Regions from separate parts of the Homo sapiens genome. Here all the other regions are linked to region 3. The links are chromatin loops, found by intact Hi-C in ENCODE. Cell type or tissue: IMR-90. All regions are shown on one strand.

Evidence for each region. Peaks named below come from ENCODE experiments on the same cell type or tissue, not always from the same donor. Only the 100,000 strongest peaks of a DNase experiment are listed, where the experiment ranks them.
Region 1: it touches region 3 in a loop (3-fold over the local background); 3 of 110 quality-filtered maps call a loop at or near these places.
Region 2: it touches region 3 in a loop (7-fold over the local background); 14 of 110 quality-filtered maps call a loop at or near these places.

What each region holds. Positions count from the first base shown.
Region 1 is chr14:89,537,480-89,545,479 of GRCh38, forward strand. It overlaps a transcript of FOXN3 not described here. Among named protein-coding and RNA genes, the nearest start is that of FOXN3-AS2, 35 kb to the right of the region's middle. In IMR-90, no CTCF peak of the experiment used is centred here; a DNase peak (open chromatin) is centred at 3,482; H3K4me3 peaks cover 218 bases; H3K27ac peaks cover 1,521 bases.
Region 2 is chr14:89,614,330-89,622,329 of GRCh38, forward strand. It overlaps LOC105370617 (a long non-coding RNA gene), which reads left to right and starts at 4,988. Exons shown (of 6, transcript XR_944131.3): 1 at 4,988-5,144. It also overlaps a transcript of FOXN3 not described here and the pseudogene RN7SKP107. RefSeq lists enhancers at 215-304, 2,562-2,621, 4,232-4,733, 4,734-5,233 and a silencer at 4,627-5,006. In IMR-90, a CTCF peak has its summit at 4,975; DNase peaks (open chromatin) are centred at 3,612 and 4,872; H3K4me3 peaks cover 2,433 bases; H3K27ac peaks cover 1,648 bases.
Region 3 is chr14:89,910,834-89,918,833 of GRCh38, forward strand. All of the region lies in intron 5 of EFCAB11 (EF-hand calcium binding domain 11), which reads right to left. LOC124903358 (a long non-coding RNA gene) reads left to right here and starts at 2,303. Exons shown (of 2, transcript XR_007064300.1): 1 at 2,303-2,405; 2 at 3,026-3,188. RefSeq lists enhancers at 312-929, 930-1,545 and a silencer at 1,812-2,106. In IMR-90, a CTCF peak has its summit at 4,640 (motif pointing left); DNase peaks (open chromatin) are centred at 448, 1,988, 4,608 and 6,118; H3K27ac peaks cover 2,611 bases.

The DNA.
Region 1 (8,000 bases), 370 kb before region 3:
GATGGATGGACTATCCAATCTAGTGAATTCCATGAAATGCTCAATGGATGAATAAAATGCATGGATGAATGGATGGAAGGATGGCCTGTCCAAAGCCATGCAACAAGTAAATTGCAGAGCCAAAGCAGCTCCCACATCTTCCAACCTCTTGTTGGGGCATCATTCCCTTGGTTCCCCCACTGCCTTTGCCAATGTGTGAGTGACATCTCTGAAAAGACTGGTGAATCAATCTCTAGATCCAGAATGAACTTACCAAACAACTTTAGGCCATGTTGTTAAGAACAAACAAACAACAAAACTGTGTGCATCAATTTACATATCTATAAAAGAGGCTCATACTTAATACTGGAGTTTAGAATACATGGAGAGGTAAAGGAGGAACAAGAGAGAAGCCTATGAGATAACATTGACAAGTTCCTTCTTCAAAAGTACCTCAATGGAAAACTGTCACAATAGTAAATATAATTAGATAACAATAATAATACCATACACCACAGTTTATTACTATCCTTTCTTCTGAGGCTTTCAATTGGAACTGAAAACACAATTACTAATTAAATGAGACAACAGGAGGTATCATTTTCCAAATGGAACCCTAGTGATATAAATGAGTTACTGCAGCTTCTCAAATTTCTCACTGTCACCCAAAGAGGGGGTTAATCACTTGGCTAGAGTTAACTCAGAAAAACAGATCCACGTAATGTATTTGTTCTTCTGCTCAAAACGCAGTTCATTCATGCATTTCCTAAGTAGCTACTGTGGCCACTATAAGGTCACAAAGATGTTAAAACCCAGTTCCTCCCCTCAAGGAGCATAACGTACCCAGAGCGCACAGATGGCACAAAATGTAGCCAGGACTTGGATCAAAAAACGAAGGCCTCTGGGGAGGAGATAAGAAACAGGGCACTGATATTCCTGGTCTTGGAGGAGTCCAGGTAAAGAATAAAAACAGAATTTTGAAGTGAAGACAGAATGAAGCAGGAGGCTGCCATCTCTAGGGGGCTTCAGAAGATTCTGTTTTCCTTTTTCCTTTTCTTTTCTCTTTTTTTCTTTTTTAAGATGGAGTTTTGCCTTTGTTGCCCAGGCTGGAATGCAATGGCACGATCTTGGCTCACCACAACCTCTGCCTCCCGAGTTCAAGCAATTCTCCTGCCTCAGCCTCCCAAGTAGCTGGGATTACAGGCATGCGCCACCACGCCTGGCTAATTTTGTATTTTTAGTAGAGACGGGGTTTCTCCATGTTGGTCAGCCTGGTTTCGAACTCCCGACCTCAGGTGATCCGCCCGCCTCAGCCTCCCAAAAGAGCTGGAATTACAGGCATGAGTCACCGCACCTGGCCTTTTATTATTATTATTTATTTATTTATCTATTTATTTATTTTTGAGACGGAGTCTCACTCTGTCGCCCCGGCTGGAGTGCAGTGGTGCGATCTCCGCTCACTGCAACTTCCGCCCCATGGGTTCAAGCGATTCTCCTGCCTCAGCCTCCTAAGTAGCTGGGATTATAGGCGCCCGCCACCACGTCTGGCTAATTTTTGTATTTTTAGTAGAGATAGGGTTTTACCACGTTGGCCAGGCTGGTCTCGAACTCCTGACCTCATGATCCACCTGCCTCGGCCTCCCAAAGTGCTGGGATTACAGGCGTGAGCCACGTGCCTGGCCACTTTTCTTTTTTTTATTTTTAAAAATTTAGTTGTATAATACCAAATTCTTCACTTGTCTTTTAACTGAAACCTTTCCCAATTTGTGCTTTTAAAGGCATTTGAAGATAAAAAGGTTATGTAGTCAAATGGAAATTTGAGAAAAGGAAATAAAATAAAACAGTATCTCCTAGAAAAGGATATAATGTGCAGTTTTGACCAAATTAATTTAATGTTTGTTTTTTAGGAGCTTGCTGGCTAGTGTTCTGAAAAACACAGAAAATACCGGTCCAGTGAAAATGATACATAAAACACTCCCCTGTTTTTATTTTGCCATTGTCTCAGTTTAAAAGAAAAACAAAATGGGATGTCTATAATGGAGAAATAAAGCAGGGCTCATAAGTAGGGTCGATAACAAAATTTCAAAATCATATAAACACAACCTTGGGTCCTGCTCACCACTTACATTGTGTGACTTGACTTAAAAATTGCTTCCACTTTCTCAGCCTCAGTTTCCATATCAGTCAAATGGGAATAATATTAACTGCCTCTTAGGGTAAGTAGGTGTATTTATTGAGAAATTCAAGCCAAATCATCCAGCAGAGTACTTAGCACAGAGCACACTTTGATGGTCAGGAACTGCTGCGTGAGACACTGATGGGTGACAGAGGGAGGCTCGTTAGGGTTAGTCCACGGCAGCTGTGCCTTCTGATACTAAAACAAAAATATATTCAACTTCAATGTGCTTGAAAAACTAGACATAGGCTGCATGAGAAAAGAAAAAGGAAACATACCAAAATGGAAGAGAAGTCTGAAGAACACTCATCTCAAGCCAGATTTTCAAGGAAATGAGTTTAATATGAAATTACAAAAACAGTGCCCTCGGCTGTTTCTACTTTTCTATGAAATCCGATAGCCAGATATCACGATGCAACAGAACAAAGAAAATGCAAAGAACAGCAGGATAAATACTTTTAGTTGTTTTCTCACGCCACTCCTTCAAATTGGTGTTTGCAGCATGGTAGTAGAAGGTAATGCAATAACCATGTGAAATTTACAGCAGACTTTAGGATTGTGGACATTTCTGAGCAAATAGAGATAACAACAAAGGCCAGGAACAAGTGACTGTGGGGTATGTGGTTAGATCAAGACCTTGAAAACAGATGCTTTACCTAGCCAAGTAAACCAATGTTTACCACTGTCCTCTAAAAGGCATGCTTAACATAGACCTAAAACTGAAGCAAATCCTTACACTAGAGTTTGATAGCATTTTTTTAAAATCTCGCATATAAAGTTGGCTGGAGACCTAAAGCAACCAGTTACAAAGAAAATGAGGCTGGGCACGGTGACTCACGCCTGTAATCCCAGCACTCTGGGAAGCCAAGGCGGGCGGATCGCGAGGTCAGGAGTTCAAGACCACCCTGGCCAACATAGTGAAACGTCGTCTCTACTAAAAATACAAAAAAAAAATTTAGCCGAGCGTGGTCGCACGCACCTGTGGTCCCAGCTACTTGGGAGGCTGAGGCAGGAGACTCGCTTGAACTGGGAGGCGGAGGCTGTAGTGAGCCGAGATTGCAACACTGCACTCCAGCCTGGGTAACACAGTGAGACTATGTCTCAAAAAAAAAAAAAAAAAGGAAAATGAACGAGTTATATGCCTTTAAAAATCAAATTTTGTTAGGATAAAACATCCAAAGACTGCTGCTGCTAAGAAAAATCTATATGGAATGTTCCTTGATATAAGTGACTCAGATCGGGTCTTAAAAATACTTTTGTTGTGCAGAGATTTGCAGTAGTAAGTAGGAAATGTCTAATAAGTGTTTGCAACATGAAGGAACTGAATGAATGAATGAATGAATAAACTAAGTGGCTGAGTCAGAGTATCTCTGGCTGAGTCACAGTATGTTAGAATTGGAAGAATTCTAAGATTCTTACCGATTTTGATTTCAATTTGTACATTGTGTCATTGGAAGCTCAGGACCTCACCAGACAGATCTCTCGCAAATATTTGTTGGATATATGAATGGAACCAGAGCTACAGAAACAAGCACTTTTCCTTCCTGGTTCAATTCAAACACATCATGTGGGTGGTGCTGTAAGAGGTGTTTGAACCACATCAACTCCATCTTGAATAGGAGCTGAGTAAAATAAGGCTGAGATCTACTCGGGCTGCATTCCCAGACGGTGAAGGCATTCTAAGTCACAGGATGAGACAGGAGGTCAGCACAAGATACAGGTCACAAAGACCTTGCTGATAAAACACTTTGTGGTAAAGAAGCTGGCCAAAACCCACCAAAACCAAGATGGCCACCACAGGGACCTCTGGTCCTCCTCACTGCTACACTCCCACCAGCACCACAACAGTTTATAAATGCCACAGCAATGTCAGGAAGTTACCCTATATGGTCTAAAAAGGGGAGGCATGAATAATCCCCCCCTTGTTTAGCATATCATCAAGAAATAACTATAAAAATGGGCAGCCAGCAGCCCTCGCAGCTGCTCTGTCTATGGAATAGCCATTCTTTTATTCCTTTACTTTCTTTATAAACTTGCTTTTGCTTTACTCTATGGACTTGCTCTGAATTCTTTCTTGCATGAGATTCAAGAACCCTCTTGGCCTCTGGATCAGGACCCCTTTCCCGTAACAGTGCTATGGCTGGGATTTTGCTCCCTGCTCTGCCACTCTGGACATAGCTGTACATCCTTGAGCAAACTTTTTCACTTCTCTGGTTTCCTTACTTGTAAAACTGGGCACATGGAACTACAAAAGGTCCCTTGCATCAGCAATATTCTAAGATTACTCAGGAAAATATAAGCCCAAAGACCCAAGTTGTTAAAGGAAAGGGGTCCCGATCCAGACCCCAAGAGAGGGTTCTTGGATCTCGCGTAAGAAAGAATTCAGGGCGAGTCCGAAGTGCAAAGTAAAAGCAAGTTTATTAAGAAAGTAAAGTGGTGAAAGAACAGCTACTCCATAGATAGAGTACGATGTTCCTGAAAGTAAGAGGAGGAACGCATCCACCCTAAGTACAATACTTGTATATATGGGGAGATGTGCTCTGCTACAAGGGTTTGCGATAAAGGATTAATTTTCTTAATTACTATATTTTGCAAGAATCGATATTATTATCTTTAAAGCAAAATTAAGAGTGCCTTTGTTCTCCAGATGTCAGGATACCTGGACACTCCCAAGTCTGAGTCTGTTTAGTAAACACTATTAATTTGTTCCCTTAACCGTAAACATCTAGAGGCTAGGAATGCCTAACTTTCTGAGAATGGAGCCCAGCAAATCTCAGCCTCATTTTCCTAGCCCTTGCTCAAAATGGAGTCACTCTGGTTCGAACGCCTCTGACAGACTTTTCACAATTAATAAAGTTCAGCATGATCAGAACAAATAAACGCAACCTGAGGTTAGTCAAGTTCGTCATTGCTTTTGTAGAACAGCTCGTTTCTCTACCAAACCACAAACTACTTTCTGCATCTTTTCTACATTTGTGCCTTAGAAAAAGTGGGGCTGATGAGATGGCTTGGAGCAACCCCTTCCTTGTCTACCCAGAGAATTTCTGAAGTGTATTAAGGAGATTTATAATTTGAGATGCAAGTGCCATTTCATTAATTGGCATTCTTGGAGATTTTGATTTTTTCCTGCCATCGATGGGTTAATATGCTGAGATCTTCTTTTGTTTTACAAAGAGGCAAGGAAACACATTTGGCTGATACAGTCCATTATTAAAATTGCATTTCAGCAGTGGCAAAGAACTCCAGCCACCTGACGCTGGACTTAGGCATCATCTTCCTGCACTACAACCCAAAGCTATTACATTAACAGCAGAAGCAAAACAATGGGGCTGCCAGCAGCACAAACTCCCCTGGTAGAAGGAAACCATCAATCCTGCCGGTGAAGTATTTAGCTACAAAAGGAGAAAAGACACTCTTTGACTGAAGTGTAAGAGGAAGGAATACACAGGTGCTTTTCAATCAGAGCTGGATCACGTATACTTGAAGAAACAGCAGCTTCAACCACCAAATAAGTTTGCCTCTGGAAGGCACAGCCAACAAGTACACCTGGTGAGGACTTGGAGTAAGTATGGGGGCAAATGAGGTCAGTCTTCTCTGCTCCCCCTTCAACTTGGATGCTCACGGTCCACACCCATTGCCTGTGAGGTAGTTTCTACAGAGATGAAACAATGAGCTTCCTTAGGGGCCAAGGAGGCACAAGACTGACCTCTTTAGCTTCTACTGTGCTAAGTAATATTAATAAGCTCTAAGTCTTTATGTAGAAGTCAATGAAATTAGCAGTAGGGTTTAGAAGCCAGAAACACGGTGCTGGGTTATTAAAAAAACAAAAACAAAAAAACCCCGACCATTCTTTTCAGCTAAACTCCAGCTCCAGTTCTCTGGGCTAGAATAGTAGTGTTAATAGATTCCGCCTCGACTAAAAAGGGAGCCAGTGGCAGAAAATCTATTCCTCCGGCAAGGTTGCTGGGCAACCAGCAAGCTTTTGGCATGTGGCTGATGTCTCCAGGCAGCCCGGACTACACAAAGTAAGCTCTTCCATCACTTACAACTAACTTGATTTTGATGGATTAAAACCGAATAAAAATGTACTGTAACTCACTTCCAAATTCAGAAATCAGAGAGAGACAGAAAATATCCCAACACCCAACTAAAGACTAACTTATCAGAAACACTAGGATTCACTGAAGTTCATTCTACTGGGTGATAAATCTCTTCTGCATTCTAGTATACAACCGATTTGGTTTTAAGACCAGAATATCCAAAACCAATGGGGGTGGGGGGGAAGTACTCAAAATATTTTGGAAAAATATTAATGTTATGAAGATGGAGCTTCGATGTAATGGATTCTGGTGTCAAATGCATCTTTATGCCTGGTATTCTGCTTTTTAATTTTGTATTTTTAATTTTAATGGGTATACAGTCTGGTACTATTTTAGCTGCATTTTTTTTAAGAGATTGCTTTTTTTTGTTTTGTTTTTTGAGACAGAGTCTTGCTCTGTCGCCCAGGCTGGAGTCTCCTGCCTCAGCATCCCAAGTAGCTGGGACTACAGGTGCCTGCTACCACGCCCAGCTAATTTTTTGTATTTTTAGTAGAGACGGGGTTTCACTGTGTTAGCCAGGATGGTCTCGATCTCCTGACCTCGTGATCCGCCCACCTCGGCCTCCCAAAGTGCTGGGATTACAGGCGTGAGCCACTGTGCTGGGCCTTTTTTTTTTTAAGACAGGGTCTTGCTCTGTCTCCCAAGCTGGAATGTAATAGCGTGATCACAGGTCGTTGTAAACTTAAAACTCTGGGCTAGAATTTAGCCACAATTATTTAGCAAAATCTCCTTTTGCTAACATCTGAGGACATCAGTCAATAATCAACAAACCCTTACTAAGGGTTCTGAGATCCCAACCTTATGCTGTAGGGCGACAGAGAAAGGTAAGACCTTGGGCCAGGCCTTATTTGGAATACATTTACTATCAGGACATAAAGTAAAATGGCCTCTTCTCATCAGCTACAGTAGTCCCTCCTTCTCCACGGGGAACAAGTTCTAAGACCCCCAGTGGATCCCTGAAACCCCAGATAGTACCAAACCTTACACACCTATGTTTTCTCCATCTAACGGAGACAGCTACTGGGTGACTTACAGATGGGTAGTATATACAGTGTAGAAATGCTAGACAAAGGGATGATTCATGCACCGGGCAAGACAGAGCGGGACAGCACGAGATTTCATCACAATCCTTAGAGCAAGGTGCAACTGAAATATACACTGTTCATTTTTGGAATCTTCCATTTAATATTTTCAAGCTGCAGTTGACTGTAGGTAACTCAAAGCATGAAGAGAACAGTGGATAAGTGGGGACTACTTCCACAAAAGGTTAATTTGGCATTTACTATGTTCATTTCTGAAAGATGCCTCCCAGAGATACTGAACAAGCTGGCTGGACTCTAAAAGTGGTCAGTTTTTCCCAGGGTTCTGGAATGAAGCAGGCCTACCTGCCAGGGCTCTGAATGCCATAAATACCTTCACACCTGATGTCTAACTTTTCTTTCTCTTTGAGAAACACATGCTTGATAGCATTTGTAATGAATCGTCACCTTCAGTGAGAGCCTCTTCAAAAAACTGCACATACTGGCATGGACAGGACATTTCCTCTTCTTTGCAACCCTGAACCTGGGATCTCATTCGTCGATACGGGGGCCACCAGAGGAGAGACTGAGGGTAAATGCAACCAAAACAAGAAGACGAGCAATCGTGCCCACATGTCTAAGAGTGTCGGGTGAAACCAAACTGTGCCTACTGGCTCCTTCTAACACGGAGAATGCATATGACTTCTAGAGAAGCACTTTCATGGT
Region 2 (8,000 bases), 300 kb before region 3:
TTCCTATAATTTATAAATAAAAGGGGCCCTGGTTTATAAGTAACCCCTAAAAATATGCCTTCCCTCTCATTATAGACTGGGCCAGGGCTCTTTCATGCTTGTGGTCAGTCATCTTTTTCTGTATGTACGTAGGCTTCCTAGGGTACACTGTATTACGTCACTAATTGCCACCTTTTTCCTGCTCACTATGAGCACAAGCAGCCTCTTAAATTGTCAAGGCAAAAGTTCTCTCTTTCGCTAAGAGGTTCCAGGGCTCTGCAAGCAATTCCCCAAGGTCTTCTCTAGAGAACATTTTAGAAGCAGTGATTTGCAAACTGTGTACACAGTGGTACTGGGTTCCAGAGTGTGCCCTGGGCACAGCCCAGGTGACAATAGCAGGCTCTGGGCTCCTAGTTCCCTCAGAGCAGCTCTGTTTTTATTTGACTCATATATTAGGGTCTTGCATAAGATTCTATTTGTTGCTAAGTAGAAAACAAAAATGATGTCTATGAAAATGTGTGCAAACCATTGCAAGAAATGGTTCCGTCTCCCTCAGGCACTCTTAACCTCCCTCACCAGGCTGCTCTCTGCAAATGGAGGCGGATGCATTTATTTTCCTTTAAAGAAGCTTACCCTTTTCTCCTCTTCCCGAATTTGAAACATCTAGGAATTGAAGCAATTAAATATACTCATTTTCAACATTCAGAAACTAATCCAGACTTCTGCACAGCAAATCCTTTCAAAGTTAAAATTTGTTTTTCTCATGTGTACTATAAACTGGATTTAGCCAACCCATCCCCAATTTCGATTTTTTTTTTTTTTTTTTTTTTGCTATCAGCAAGGTTGGCATATACCTAACGTGTATTCTTTATGGACCTTTTGTTATAAGCAATGAGAAGAATGAAGCTGCCTCTTTCTCTTTACCTCTCTACACTAATCCAAAATCGACACTGGCATTTGGTTGGTATTCTGGAATAATTATTAGAAATTTGGCATAGCCATCCAAAAACAGCAGCTTCAGTGAGTGTGTGAGTAACTAGCTGACAACTGAAAATGAATTGGAATTGTATTGAACATCTTGTTCATTTGTATTAGGAAAATAAGTTGCACATGGTTGTACCACGATCAATTTTCCTAATTCCAAAATCAGAAAGAAATAAACCTAAATGCCACAGGTTTGCAGAGAATGAATTGTACCACTCCAAAGCCCCTTTCGAAACGAAGTGTTCTGAGCCAACTATTTGCAAGACAATAGAGAATGAAGGTAGATTCTAGAAACCAACAAATCCCATTCATTTCCTTCAGTTTGTAAAAACAAGCAACTGACATGTTTCCTGCCAATGAACACACTTGCAGATAAGAAAGCTCCCTACAGGAAATCCTTGCTAAAAGAGACCAGTTGTCCCATTAAACTTAATCTTCTTTACCAAGTCCTAATCAGTTAAATATCTGGGTGATTTAGCATATATTTCATAATCCCATGTTGTCAAATATTTAACTTCTACAGTATATATTTCTACGACATACATGCAGAATATTAAACATTAAAATAGAGTTAGGACTCTCCTCCTCCCCACTCCCCATGCAATTAGTTGATGAAAATAAGGGAAATTTGCTGCTTTTTAAAAAGACCAAATTGTTAATTGAACAAGTTTTAAAACTGACCATTATCAATTAAGATAAAGCTATTCAATGCTTCAAATTGCCATGACTTAAAGGAAGACGTTTCTAAATGAATATCAAGAACATAAAATCTGAAGACTGCCATTAACAAGATTAGAAAAATATAAGAAATGTATTTGCTTTATATTTTACAAGGTTCGATGTTGATCCTCAAAGTCAAAATTTAGTACAGGGCCTCTGGTTATTTTTTGCTTAGCAAAATGAACGGGGTTGGGGGTGGAGGCTAGGGGGAGGGGAGGTCTCCAAACTTTTTTCTTTATAGTCCTCATGGAAATCATTACCAAGATACTGGAAATATTTGCAATTTTGATACTGGGAACGTCTCAATTATCCTAAAAACAAAAGCACTCTTCCCCATCCACAAAAGAGGAAACTTTTCTATTTAAGTCAACTGGGTAATAATAATGGGATTTTTGAAACAGTTCTTATTTTCATTTAGATTTTCCTTTCCCTGGTTAGCCTCTGAGAACACCCTCTCTTATATTTCCCAAAGTACCAGGCAATCTTCATCCCTCCCTTTCACTCCCCAACCCCACCCCCACCACCCCACACACAAACGCAGCCTTCAAAATGCCACCAGTCTGTAAGTTCCATTGCTTGAGTTCAACTTTGAACCCTCTTGTAAACACAAACACCTCATTATAACTTCCCCCGATGAATCCTCATCCACAGGTAACATTCTAACCTTTCTGGCTCTCAAAAGAGTTTTGTTCTAACTGTAGACATACAAGTCAGTTTGATCCCACAATTAAGTGTTCAAATACATTGTTCTTAGCCTTCCCTTGCACAGCTCAGAGGTAGCAAAATGCAAAGTAAGCCTGGGGGCTCATCCTTAGTTTAAGGCTCTTTCCTCAAATATTTCCAACAAAAATACAGTTATGAAATCTAGGAGACCACATTTTTGGTTGTTGTTGTAAAATGACCTTGATTTGACAGGCGCGATCTCAGGTTTCAACAGATGCTGTGGGAAAGCTTACAGAAGCCAACAAGTTCTCCAGGCATCTGTGATGACATGCAGGTTTTGTTTTTGTTTTTGTTTTTGTTTCTTTTTAAGTGGTGGTCATGGTAGAGTATGTATGTGTAGTGGGGGTGGGGTGGGGTTACTCCTCTCGGTTTCCATAACAACCATGTCTCCACTCATCGGTTATTAGATACAATCCACTTCCTGTGTCTAAATTTTTAAGCCAATCAGAAAAGTGTTTATACATTTAACAACTTCTGGGACAGTGCTTCTTTAATGAAATCGCTTTAAAGGCTCAAATGAAGATGTTCATGGGCTTTACAGTTTGTCTTACAGATATAACATTTCACAGTGTTTACTAATTCATATTCTTATATGGTGCAGAATGCCCTTCCTCTTGGATGTGAAATGCATTCGCCTCAAAGCAGATGCCACAATCTCTCAGAATAGTGTGCAGGCTGATTTTGATTGTTTGCTTTTCATTGTCTTTTCCTTTCACTGTCACAGTTTTAGACTTAGTGCATGAAACGTGCTAATGCACAAGGCACTTAAATTATCAAAGTAATGATACAGTTAAGCATCCATCTACTGATGGTCCTTTTTTTAAAAGACTCAGATCAAAACCCGGTTAGGAATCATTATTCTAAGTTGAACAACTTTGCATTCTACAACTTATGAGCAGAAATCATTGAGAATGTATTGTAAAGTGCTGTGTATACGTGTAAGCTAGTAGCTGACGTCTGCAAAGAAATTTGTCACCAAAATGGCCTACTTTATGTGGATAGAAACAACAACAAAAAATTAAACATAAAGGTATCTCGAGCAAACTGCACCCAAATGAAAAACCGACCCTGCAGAAATCTGTGCACAAGAGGGCTATCTGAAACTACAGCACGATTTTAAAAGAAGGTTTTGGGTGACTGTTTTCATAAGTCTCAATCTAACTGACCAATCAGTGTGAGAGTTAAAGTGGGCTCCAGTCATTCGTGCAGCCTTCAGAGCTCTGCACCCTCCGAGCTGCTCTCCTCTCCAAGGCAGAGTCGGCGATCAATGAAAAACAGGGAACAAAAGGAATATAACAGGATGTCTTCCTTAGCTAAGGAAAACGATTCCCTTTTTCCTCAATGAGCCAGTCGCACCCTGCCTACGACAGCTCCACACGGGAGCTTCCAGCAGACCAGTCCTTTCGGGTGAGGCACATTTTACATTTGCAATCATGTGTCCCAACTGCTAGCAAATGTGTCACCTTAAGCACAGCCTGTGACGGAGGGCTCCCCGAGCCCAACCAATTGAAACTAATAAATTAAATAAATTAATAATCCCACAATTAAAACCTCCGGAGAAAGATTGCATTTCCCTTCCCCAAATGTCATCCCGGGAGTATAAACAAAGCATGAAAAATAGTCTCTTCAGCCTTCCCAGCCGGCAATCATGGTTTTCCCCTCAAAACAATGTTTCTCCAAAAAGAGAAATCTTCTTATTACCCTCAGTGGAAACTCATCTGTAGATGTCATATCAGGATAACCCGTTACAGTATTTGAAAAGAGGCTGAAACTGCCCATAGATTTGACACTGTTTATAATTGATAGCCAAACAGTTGCGACAGCAATGCTGTAAACTCTGCCCAGCCAAACAAACTCCACATTTAACACGTTCCTTCCTTGAAAATAAAAGTAACGCCCGGGGAGCCCACAGAAGTGTGCTTCCCTAAAAGTAATTAACAGAATTGCATCAATTATTTGATTATTTTTATAAATATCCATTTGTCTGCAATTTTTTAAAAAAAATTTTAAAAAGCGACTATCCACACATTCCTAAGAAACTTTTTTTTTTTTTAATGAACTTACTTTTGAGACAAAACTAATGAAAATAAGCAACTTGCCATGGCTGGATCTTTCCCATTTGGGCTGCAAGCTATAAATCAATCTGAAACCAGGTGGAAATAGGGGGGCGGACACCTTTAAAAAAAATCAAAGAGTGCCCCAAAATGCAGCAGCCTGAACACGGAGGGCTTCTCGTGACAATGCTAAACCCGAGCAGATTAGGAGGCAGGAAATGAGCCCCATTTTCGTTACCTTCGATCGCCTGCCCCCCCGCTGCTTCTCGCGGCCGCATTGGGGGGCTGCGGCGACGCTGGACTCGCGGGTGGCCCCGCCGCCGGGTCGCGCCGTCTCCCGGCCGAGCTGCAGCAGATCGCGGCCGGAACCCCGGCTCCTGCGCCCGGCGCCCGCCCGGGGTCGGCGGCGCGGCTCCCACCCCGGCCTGGAGCCCTGCTGGGTCCTAGTGCGCGCCGCGCGCCCGCCTCGCGGCCCGGTCTGCAGCCCGCACCGAGGGCAGGCAGCTCCCAGCGCCGCGAGTCTCCGGGCGAGGCCGCCACCCTCTCGGTCCCTTGCGAAAGCGGCCGCGGGGTGTGCGGATGAACTGGAGCTTAATGTCAAATCCTGGCACAAGATGTTCAAAAGAAAGACATTGGCTCCAACTGAACTCTTAGAAGGCAGATGCTAGGATCTGCAGCCCGAGGGTAAGCGTAGGGGCAGTACCTGGCAGACAGAGGTTTGCCGGGTGCACTGGTGACATTGGCCGTTCACAGACGGTGAGACGCGGTACGGGATCGATAAAGATAGATTTCAAAAATATAACGCTAAAAAGAAAAAAGGTTGAAAATGTGTGTGTTTAAAACAATGTTTTAAACTGTTTTTCCCAATATTTTCCCCCTGTTGACAACAGGCCCTTTTGCATTTCGCCTTCTTTTACTTTATAATATGCTCTTTTAAATAACAAAGCCCCATATGGCTAAACATGTAGTCATTTGATTTTCAAAAGACCTCAAAAATTGCATGAAAATATGCACTCATGTATCTCCTAAGAAATCAACGAGAAAGAATTAATGGAGGCATATGGCGTGCCTCATAGAGAGAACTTAATTACAAATTAAAACAAATGCGAAAATTCACAAATTCAGTAAACTGAAAGTAAATTATGATCCTAGATGTATACACAAATCAGCTCATGTACAATTAGAAAGACTGTAAATTCCAGGTTTCTCTTTCACAAAGGGAAAAGGGTGTTTGTTACATGAACTCATATCAGATTCCCCTCGTTTGCCCCCAAAAGGGCTTTCAGCAACCTCTTGGCACATTCATTTACTGCAGCCCACCTGGAAAGCAACTTTTAATCTTGCAAGTGCTCATTTAAGAGGACAATTCTATTAGCCCTTAATTCAAAATAAAAGTGCTTTAGTTAGAAAAGCCTGTTTGAAAGGCTTCAAGACTGGGAGCTTTTTTTCAGTCTTTGATATCACCAAGTTTGAAGGTCGCAATTCTGTAAAACTGCTAATAACAATGGCACTGTGGTTTACACCATAAGGAAAATCAAATATGTGCTTTCTGATTTCTATTTTTGAAGCAGAAAAAAGTCCCTTTGAAAAGTATTCTTGCCCTCCCCCTTTCCAATTTTAGCTAAACAAGTGTAATGGAAGATTTTTAGTATTAATTAAACATCAAAGGCACCTTCTCTGATGCCTTATATCCACGCCAAGAACTAGTTGTCATATGTTACACTTGTCAATCTTAAATTACTTGCACATACATCTCATGCGATCTTTACCACACCTCTGTGAGAAAGCAGATACAATAATCTGCAATTTTCAGATGAGAAATTGGAGGTCCCAAAAGGTAAAGTGACTTGTTCAAAAATCACATGGCTGGTGAGCAGAGCAGCTGGAATCCCATCCTGTCTCCGCTTTCAACAAGCCCTGTTTTTTGAGTACATCACCTGGCCTCCCAACTATCTCTCTGTAAGTACTGCGGAAAATGAAGCATCCGAAACAAAAACGCAGGTAGGTTTTTTTAGTCATCATTTCTTACCTGTCTCAGAGCAGCAATTTACCAGCAAGCAAATATGAGGCTTGTTGGAAATATGTTAGTCTCTGCTAAAATGAGAAACATGGCTAGGAAGACCCACCCACACTGGTCAGATTTCTGTCCTGGAGCTGCCCAGGGCAACCTGGCCGGCAGAAGACTTCAAACTCTGAGGCTGAGCAATGCCTCATCCCCCATATGTCTTTTTGCTCTTTATCAGAAATTAAGAACTGACTCCACTTGACACATGGAGGAGTAGTGTTTTGTCAAATTGAACCTGGGTTTCTATGAGCAGTCCCGGCACCGAAAGGCCTCAAAAACTCTGTAAATTCATATACAAGGTGGCCTATTAGTGGCATCCAGGGTGTCTCTGTCCAGACCTGGTGACCCCTGGAACTTTGATAGGTCCCTTCTCAGCCCTCCTGCACCTATGGTAAAGTCACCACCCAGTTCTGTGTGTGGCGGTCCCCTTCCTCCTCCTCTCTGCCAAAAGGAAATGTAACTTCTCTGATGACGTGTCCTTAAATATCAGCCAGGTGACGGGCTGGGTGACATTTAACTGAAAAAAAAAAAAAAAACAGAAACATTTCATTCTGAAAAGTGATTCATTCCTTTTCTTGTGCTGTTCACAAGGACGGGGCTAGGCACGGTCGTATCATTGGAAAATGCGTATGACCTTCCTGGAAGGATTAATGCAAAACTTACTTGATAAATTCATTTGATCCCTTTGTTGAAAACTGGTCTAATTACTTCATAGTCACACCATCCATGTGCCTGGCAAATGTTGCAAATGCTAGGCTCAAAACAATCTTAGCCCCAGTAGCAAATGATGAGAAGCTGGGAAGAAATGCTGGTGGTGAGCTCAGTTCACCTCTAGCTCAAAGTTAGAGCACACCAGAAAGGTACTGGTCAGGAGAAACTGTCGTTCATTCATTCATTCATCCATTCGTCCAATTGTGTATGTAGCAAATGTCGAGCAAGGTACTGTTCTAGGCTCTGGGTAGAAAAAATAAAGTTTTCAAGCACTCCTATCGTATGGAGCCCACAGACAGGCAAACAATTGCAGTGCAGTGGTATCAGTGGAGCAGTAAAATCATGACACTGGGGATATGAGGGCAATCTGGCTGCGACATCTGTCATCCCATTGATCTCCAGGGTTGATTCAGCTGATCTGGCTGGCTAGGCAGGTGTCCCCTTTCTCCTTCACCGCTCCATCTGCGTCCCTCCTGAAGCTGCGCACTCCATCGAAGAGGACGACTGTCCCTGATAGAGGAGGACTGGTCTTTGGTCAAGGGTGTATGAATAGCTGCGCTCCCCTGCTAGAACCTCCAAACAAGTGCTCAGATCACTGGTGCTCTATATTCAAACACCAACTGCCCTGATAATGGGCCAGTTGTCTTCTAAGCCATTCCAGGCCTGCCCTTTGCTCTGTATTGCTAGGAGCTGTCTCTGGCAGGCTGAGTTTCACAGACGCTTGGGTCAGTTAGTTGGTGGCTAGATGTGGCCAATGAGGGTCA
Region 3 (8,000 bases):
AGAAAAGTTAAGCTACTTCTATCTCTTTAGAATTAACATGAGCCTAATGATTGGAGGACAGGGTAAAAAAACAAAGAGCTAAATAAAGAGAACTGGAGACAATGTAGTATAATATTCGGATGTACAAAGTACAAACCATAAAGTCTATTTTGTTTTAATAATTAACAAAGGTGCACCTAGTACACACACTATGGATCAGGCTTGGAGAAAACAGACAAATGAATCCAAGACTACTCATTTTGTGAGAGCTTAAAGCAAACAACTTTTAGCAGTATTTTAAAGCAAGCTAGTAAAATAAATAGAAGTGAAGTCCAAGGGATTTAAACATGAAAATTTGGGGAAAAAAGAACTTCGCAAAGCAAAACAGACAAAATACAAGGCTAACCAAACAAAGGCTAAATCAAATAAATAGGCATTGCCGTGTGCCCTGGAGAACTGCCAAGGAGAGTGAATTTCAACAAAGAATGCTTCTGCCACCAGTTAGGAAAACTTCAATTCCAGAAAGGCTGAAGGAATGCTGCAGGCACTGCCGAGTGACAAGGGGGGTTTGGGGGTGGAGAGGCAGTAGGTCAGACGTTATTTCAGACTACGCAGACAAACACGAGAACCTTCCTCAAGACAAGTAAAGGCAGCCCACTCCCTCCCAACGTGCTCCGCACACAGCTCCTTGTAAGAAACAAATCCAGGTCAAAGATGAGAAATTTGCATCTTCAAGGACTGCCTGTAGCAGCCTTCTCTTCTCAATTTGCAGATAAAAAGACCCCTGTAAATACTTCTCAGCCACCATCCTAGTATCCACAGTCTTGAGATGAAACAAGTCCATGTAGCCCAAGCACAACAAAGCACCAGCAATCATTGTGTGAGCCTGGATGCTGGGAACAGAGTCCTGCGGCTTTGGGGCTAGAATTGCTGTAGATCAACCAAGTATTATTCTCTAGGTCAGAGCACAGTTCTCCATTCAGTTGTGGCCTGTAGTAGTCATGGCAATAGAAACCACCACTGCCACGGCAGCAGTCCCCACTGACAGAGCACGTGTCCTGTGCCAGGCACAGGGCTGAGCAATTTGCATGAATTATCCCTGTTAAGCCTCCTAACAACCTGTCATTATCTTAATTTTATAGCTGTTCCCTCTACAGATGGGGAAACTAAGGCAAGCTGAGATACTTTTCAAAGGTCTCACAGCTAATAAGCAATGCAGCAGGGATTTAGATCCAGAGAATTGTTCTAGAACACGCTTTCTTAGCCAACAGAATGGCCAGAAGTCCACAAAAGAAGGCAGTGGCTAATCAACAAGCATTTATTCATTGTTGGTATGCTATAGACTATGAACTATGTGGGTTAAAACTGAGGTAAAATGGTTTCATTGAAAAAAGAAAAAACTAGAATTCCTTTTACTCCCACTTAAAAAAAAAATCCTGAACTTTATTGGCCTTTAAAGAGAAAAAGGATCTCTATTCTAACGTCTAGCATGTCTATCCAGCAAATATCTAGGTTGTTCAAACCGTTAAGGAGACTAACAAATCAAAACAGGAGTTGATGATACATAGCTCAGGGGCTTTTTTTTTCTTTTTTGATTGGCATTACCCAGGCTGATTTAGATCTAAACACTGGGGGACCCTCAGGATCTGAAGTTCCTTAAGGTTTCCTGGGCTTCCTGGGCTTAGTTAGCATTGTTTTTCCTTCAAATTTCTATACTGCTCTATTGAAATATCTGTACATTAATATATGCTTTTTTTACATGACCTATTTTTCCAGTGGGACTGAGGATGAAAATTACAAATGCATATTTAAAGCCATAGGAATATTTAAATTCTCCCTGTTTTTGTCATACGTTTTAGTACTTTCTATGTGCGACGAAAGATAAAAACTTGTGTGCATGATTAATTGTAATGATGAAAGAATGCTAGGCAGTTGCTTAAGAAACGGGAACAACAAAGGAATAAACTACTGCAGGCATCACCAGGACTGGAATGACACTGCTCTGTGTACTCGATTTCCATGGCAACTAGCAATGGGAAGATGAATGTTTCATAGTCACTCTGCTCTGCAGTACACGTCTATAAATCAAACTTGCATAAAGAGCACAAGATTTCTGCTGTGGGCTGTACTCAGAGCTGGTTTATTTTCCTGTTACTGTATAATTATGGAAAAGAAGCACAAAACAATGAGGTCATTTTTAGTGGGGAACAAACTCAGAAATTACTAATACACCTGCGGCATATGATGCCATTCATCTAGCAAGAAACGAGAAGCAGGCAAGGCAGGCGTGAATGAAAACGCTGCCTGCTTCTGTGGGGAACTCACTGGCTCTGGCTGAGAACTGCACATGACAGGCCTGGTGTGCCCTGCCTCCCCTCAGCTCAGCTCTGAGATGGAAGTAGGAGCACCTTAATTAACTGCCGAAGGTACGGCCAAAGTTTTCATTTTGGTAACAGGGCGGACATGATACTCCATATTTAGCATGAAAGTTTATTGAGATGGGACAAGTATATATTTATCTACTGAAAATGGCTCATTGTATAGGAGTTAGGATGGAAAAATAATGTCTTGGCATGGAGACCTGAGTTTTGATCCAGGTCTATGTAACCTTGGGTGAGTCACATACGTTTGTTTGACTTCCATTTTCTTAGCTAGAAAATAAGGGAGATGGCATATGTGATTCCTAAAGTCCCAGCCACCATCCAGTTCTATGATTCCGTAATCTCTAAATCTTAAGGGTCTGAATCTTTCAATCGAATCTAATCAAAGATGTTAGTTGTGCTATTCCTAAAAAATATATATACCTTATACAGTTGTATTTTAAAATTCTATACTGGGCTAAAGCTCCTAATTAACAGTGTTTTATGACTTTACCAACCACGCTGAAGGCTTCTTCTGATTTGCTCATTCTTCCAAACATGATGCTATCAAAAGCTTAATACAACTATCAGAGTTTTTCAAAGTTAAAATTTTTTTTACAGTCTTATAACTTTGTAAAATAATATTTTAAAAAATATTTAAATTTATCTTTCTTGCTCTTTCATAGATCAGGGCTGCTTATCAATTCCTGCCAAGCAGAAAGCATCCTGCTCCTTGAGTCTGCAGCTCTCAGAAGCATCTTCAGGCTCTCTGGGAATTCATCTTTGTATGCCGGAGACCCAGCAATAATAATGTTGAGTAAAAGTTTGTGGAATAAATGGATGAATGAACTGTTGGGGACACTGTTGCTACACCTGTCAGCAACCCTGTGCTCCCTTCTCCAATCTTAAACATTTAGGCAGATTCAGATCAACATGGAAACATCCCAGGGTAGACGGGCAAATATCTGAACACCACATATAGCTAACAATATGAGTATCTCTTTTGTGAGTTCTTTACAAAATCCTTGTGGAACTTTACAACCTGGAAACATCTTCTCATTAACGCAGCATGAGGCATCATCACACCCAAGGAGGGACTCCGGTCCTAAGGCCCTGGCTAAGAGCATGGGATGTGGTGGAGGCTCAAAAAGAACTGAGTCTGTGCTTAAACTAGAAAAGGACAGGGTGAGGAGCACTTAATCAGCACATCCGTTATCTCAGGTGATGTTTACTCCAACTCTGAGGGGAAGATGTTATTATCTCCATTTTACAAACTGGAAAAACTGAGCAGTAAAAAATCTGCATAAGTAATTAAAAGACAGTTATGAAAGGCTGGGTACAGTGGCTCACGCCTGTAATCCCAGCACTTTGGGAGGATGAAGCAGGCGGATCACTTGAGGCCAGGAGTTGGAGACTAGCCTGGCCAACATGGTGAAACCCCGTCTCTACTAAAAATACAAAAATTACCCGGGCATGGTGGTGCACACCTGTAGTCCCAGCTACTTGGGAAGCTTAGGTATGAGAATCGCTTGAATCTGGGAGGTGGAGGTTGCAGTGAGCCAAGATCGCACCACTGCACTCCAGCCTGGGCAACAGAGTGAGACCTTGGTCTCGAAAAGAAAAAAAAAAAAGAGAGAGACAGTTATGAAATATGTAGGGAAATTCAAAACCTGATCTCTCTGACTCCAAAGGCTGGGTTCTTTTGACTGTATCTCAGGACACATTCAAGCAACAGGCTACTGCTCCATTTGGACTTTTTCAGGGCTAAACAGTAAAGGGTTAAACAAACCTAGCCGCCCCCGCCCACACACACACAAAAAAGCAATGTTCCTGCTGTCACAGGAATATATTAATGGTTAAAAAAAAACACATAGTAATAATAACGCAAGTCAATATTTTTAAAGACCTAAATTCGACAATAAATATAGCCAGGAACATCACTCTTCTTCTCTGTACACATTATTATCATTTGCTCCTCCACTCTCCAGGCAAGCACACTAAAGGCTATTTCCAGGATGGAGTCAGATGTTACACAACTTTGCAATTTCCAATATGTGAATATTAACATAGACCAATGACATTATTACAGAAGCTTACTAGAAATATATTCTGCTGGTCACCAGAGGGATTAGCTTTGCTTCCTAACCTTAGAAAATGCGATAATTTGGGCATATGTTTTCAGTACAAATTTTTCAAAAACTACGAAAAATAACGCTTATTAAGAAAGGCTCCTGGTTAACCTTCTGTTCTTTCAATCAGTTTCTTAGCAGAGTTTTTGGCACCACCAACTGGTGAAAGAGGTGTACTGCAAAGGTGCTCGGCTCTCAATCTGTTTGGTTCATTAAGAGAGGATCATGCATTTATTTCATATTTAATTTACGGTGAATCAATTTATTTTAGTCACTAAATAAAATTAGAAATGCATTTCTTTGTCAGTCAAATAAATAATAATCCACTCTGGCTTTTTCACCTGAGAAGAAAGTATGTTTTGGTTAGTAAAGGTCATCAGAGAAAACTCAATCTACCCACCAAAGTTAATTTGATTTATTCTGCCATAAACTCACACTCAAAAAGCAAACACTGAGAACTACAATGAAAATTAGGAACTAAAAGAGAGAGCAAACTAAATGGTATCAAATACTATGCTAGCCTACAGTGTTTATATAAGACATTAATTTAACCGGAAATAAAAATGATTGAGGAGGTAATTTCACATTTGTTAAAAAATTGAACTTTTCCCACCAAGATTCCTGTCTCAAAGATGGATGCTGCCATTTGACATGTGAATATATATGCTATCTAGCCATCCTTCCTGTTTAATTGAGCCACACCTAGCAATGGATACCAGTATCAAGAGAGCAGAGCCAAGCCCTTAAGGCACAACTCCGATCTCTGCACAGTGAATCATGAAAATAAATACCCCTGAAGAACAGTCTAATTTTTCCCCCCAAAACAATTTGTGTTTTCTAGGGAGAATGGCTCAGAAAAAAAAAAAAGAAAAAAAGAAAAAAACAACAAATTTGTGGATACAAGTTGTCTATGAGAAGTACATCTAGCTACTTGTGATGATAAATTTGTAACCCACAGAATAAATGGCACCAACTCTATGACAAAACTGGTCATTGAAGAAACTTCTTTACTAGACAATGTGAAAGAGACAGAAAAAAGGAAAGAACCATCCAAAGAATCAAATTTGACTCTGATGGCAGGGTTTGGTTAAAAGCCATCTGACAGAGTTTAAAACTACTGTGACAATTTTGTGATAATAGCAGTTTAAATCGCTATACAAATGTGTACTCAATTCATATTTGTTAAAGCCTCCAAGTCTAAATCTCCAATTGAAAGCCTAGTAAAGAAGACCATTTGAAATAGGCCCAGAAAAAAGTAAGGGCCAGCAGCTGCTCTATCCAATTCAACACATAATTTGAACATGTAAACTTTGATCAGATTAATTCTATTCCTTCGTTCATTTCATTCATTTATTTGTTCATGTATTCGTCAAATACTCTCTCCTGCAAACAGAGTTAAATTTTTACAAGGAGAGAACAAGAGTGAGACCCTCCTGCCCCTTCCTCTCCTTGGACAAGAGTCTTGATATCCCACGGCAAGGATTTCTAATTGAAGTCATGACTGGATTATGAGGAATCCTAACAATAAGACTTGGGTTAAGAAAAGCATTTTTAAACTTTTATTTGTTTCTTATATCCTTTAACATGACTCATGTCATGAGTCTCACTAAGTCTGTGTAGACATTTTTTGAGGTATGACTGACAAAAAATTGTCTATATTTAAGGTATACAAGATGACGTTTTTATAAAAGTATACTTTGTGTAATGACTCACAGTCAAGCTAATTAGCATATCCATCACCTGACATGCTTCGTGTGTGTGTGTGTGTGTGTGTGTGTGTGTGTGTGTGTGTGTGTATGTGTGTGTTGAAAACACTTAAGATCTGCTCCCTTGGCAAATCTGAAGTACACAACACATTAACTATAGTTACCATGCTGTACACTAGATCACTAGAATTCATTCACCCTGTAACTAAAATTTTGTATCCTCTGACCGACATCTCCCCATCTTCCCCACTTCCCAGCCCCTGGCAACTACCATTCCACTCTTTTTCTCCAAGTTTGACTAGTTTAGATGTCACATATAAGTAATATCATGCAATATTTGTCTTTCTGTGTCTGGCTTCTTTCACTTAGCATAATGTCCCCAGATTCCTCCATGCTGTTGCAAATGGCAGGATTTCCTTCTTTTTTAAGGCTGAATAATATTCTGCTGTACACACATACCACAATTTCTTTATCCATTCATCCAGTGGTGGGCACTTAATATGGGTTTCCATATCTCGGCTATTGTGAATAATGCTGCAATTAACATGGGAGTGCAGACATTTTATTCTACCTGTAAATTCAGTCTACTCCATCATTATCATTACTAGGCAGTGGCATTTCTAAACAAGAAAATAACATTTTGAGGTTATGAAAACACTTGACCATTAACAAGTACCAGCAACATGATTATAATCAAATAAAAAATTCTGATTGCCCTAGGGGCTTGGTTCTGTGACTTCTTTGACCAAAAAAATAATAATAATTGCGAATTAGTTGTTTGGTTTGAATTGAGCAATAAAGGACTCTCAGCTTTAACTGTAAAATGGATAGAAATGCCGTTGATGTGGAGAGTCACTGTAAGGACTAAGTAAGGCAACACGTAGTTGGTAATCAATGAACGGGAAGCACTGTGACTGCAGTGGACAATACAGTGCAATGAAAGCTGGGGAAGAGCGAGAATCGAGGACTGGCTCTCCAGGCAGGGTGTGAATGCTGTGAGAAGCTGGCAACAATGAACCCTGAGAAAAAGGACAGGGGACAACTGGAGGTACTTAGTTGGGGAGAGCAGCTTTCTAGGATGGATATGAGTATATCTTCAGGCAGGGATAGGCATTATAAACAGAAGTGGGAATGGCTGATGGAGAAATGTCTTAGATCAAAAAAAGGGGAAGAGAGAAGACCAGAACAAAAGAGAGGAATTAGGAAAAAAAGAAGAGACCCCTTTTCCTCAGAAATAAAATTAAAGGAAGGCTGGGCGTGGTGGCTCACGCCTGTAATCCCAGCACTTTAGGAGGCCAAGGCAGGTGGATCACCTGAGGTCAGGAGTTCCACACCAGCCTGACCAACATGGTGAAACCCCATCTCTACTAAAAATACAAAAATTAGCCGGGCATGGTAGCACACGTCTGTAATCCCAGCTACTTGGGAGGCTGAGGCAGGAGAATCGCTTGAACCCAGGAGGTGGAGGTTGCAGTGAGCCGAGATCACACCACTGCACTCCAGCCTGGGCAACAGAGCGAGACTCCATCTCAAAAAAAAAAAAAGAAGAAGAAGAAGAAAGAAAATTAAAGGAATACAGAAAAGAGATGAAGAGAAGGCAGTAAACCCAGGAAGAGGCCATGATCCTCTCCATGAAGAAAAAGGCAAGATCACCTGCAAAGCACAGTAGTGGGAAAGGTTTGGTACAACCATCACAGAGAATACATCCTTACAGAGAGAGCAAGAGATTTGATCTCATATGACAACTCTAATGAGCTGGCTTGGGGTATTGTACTGAGAAGAACTCTGAGTTCTGCAGAAGAGGGCAGCCACAGGTACAGGAGGGG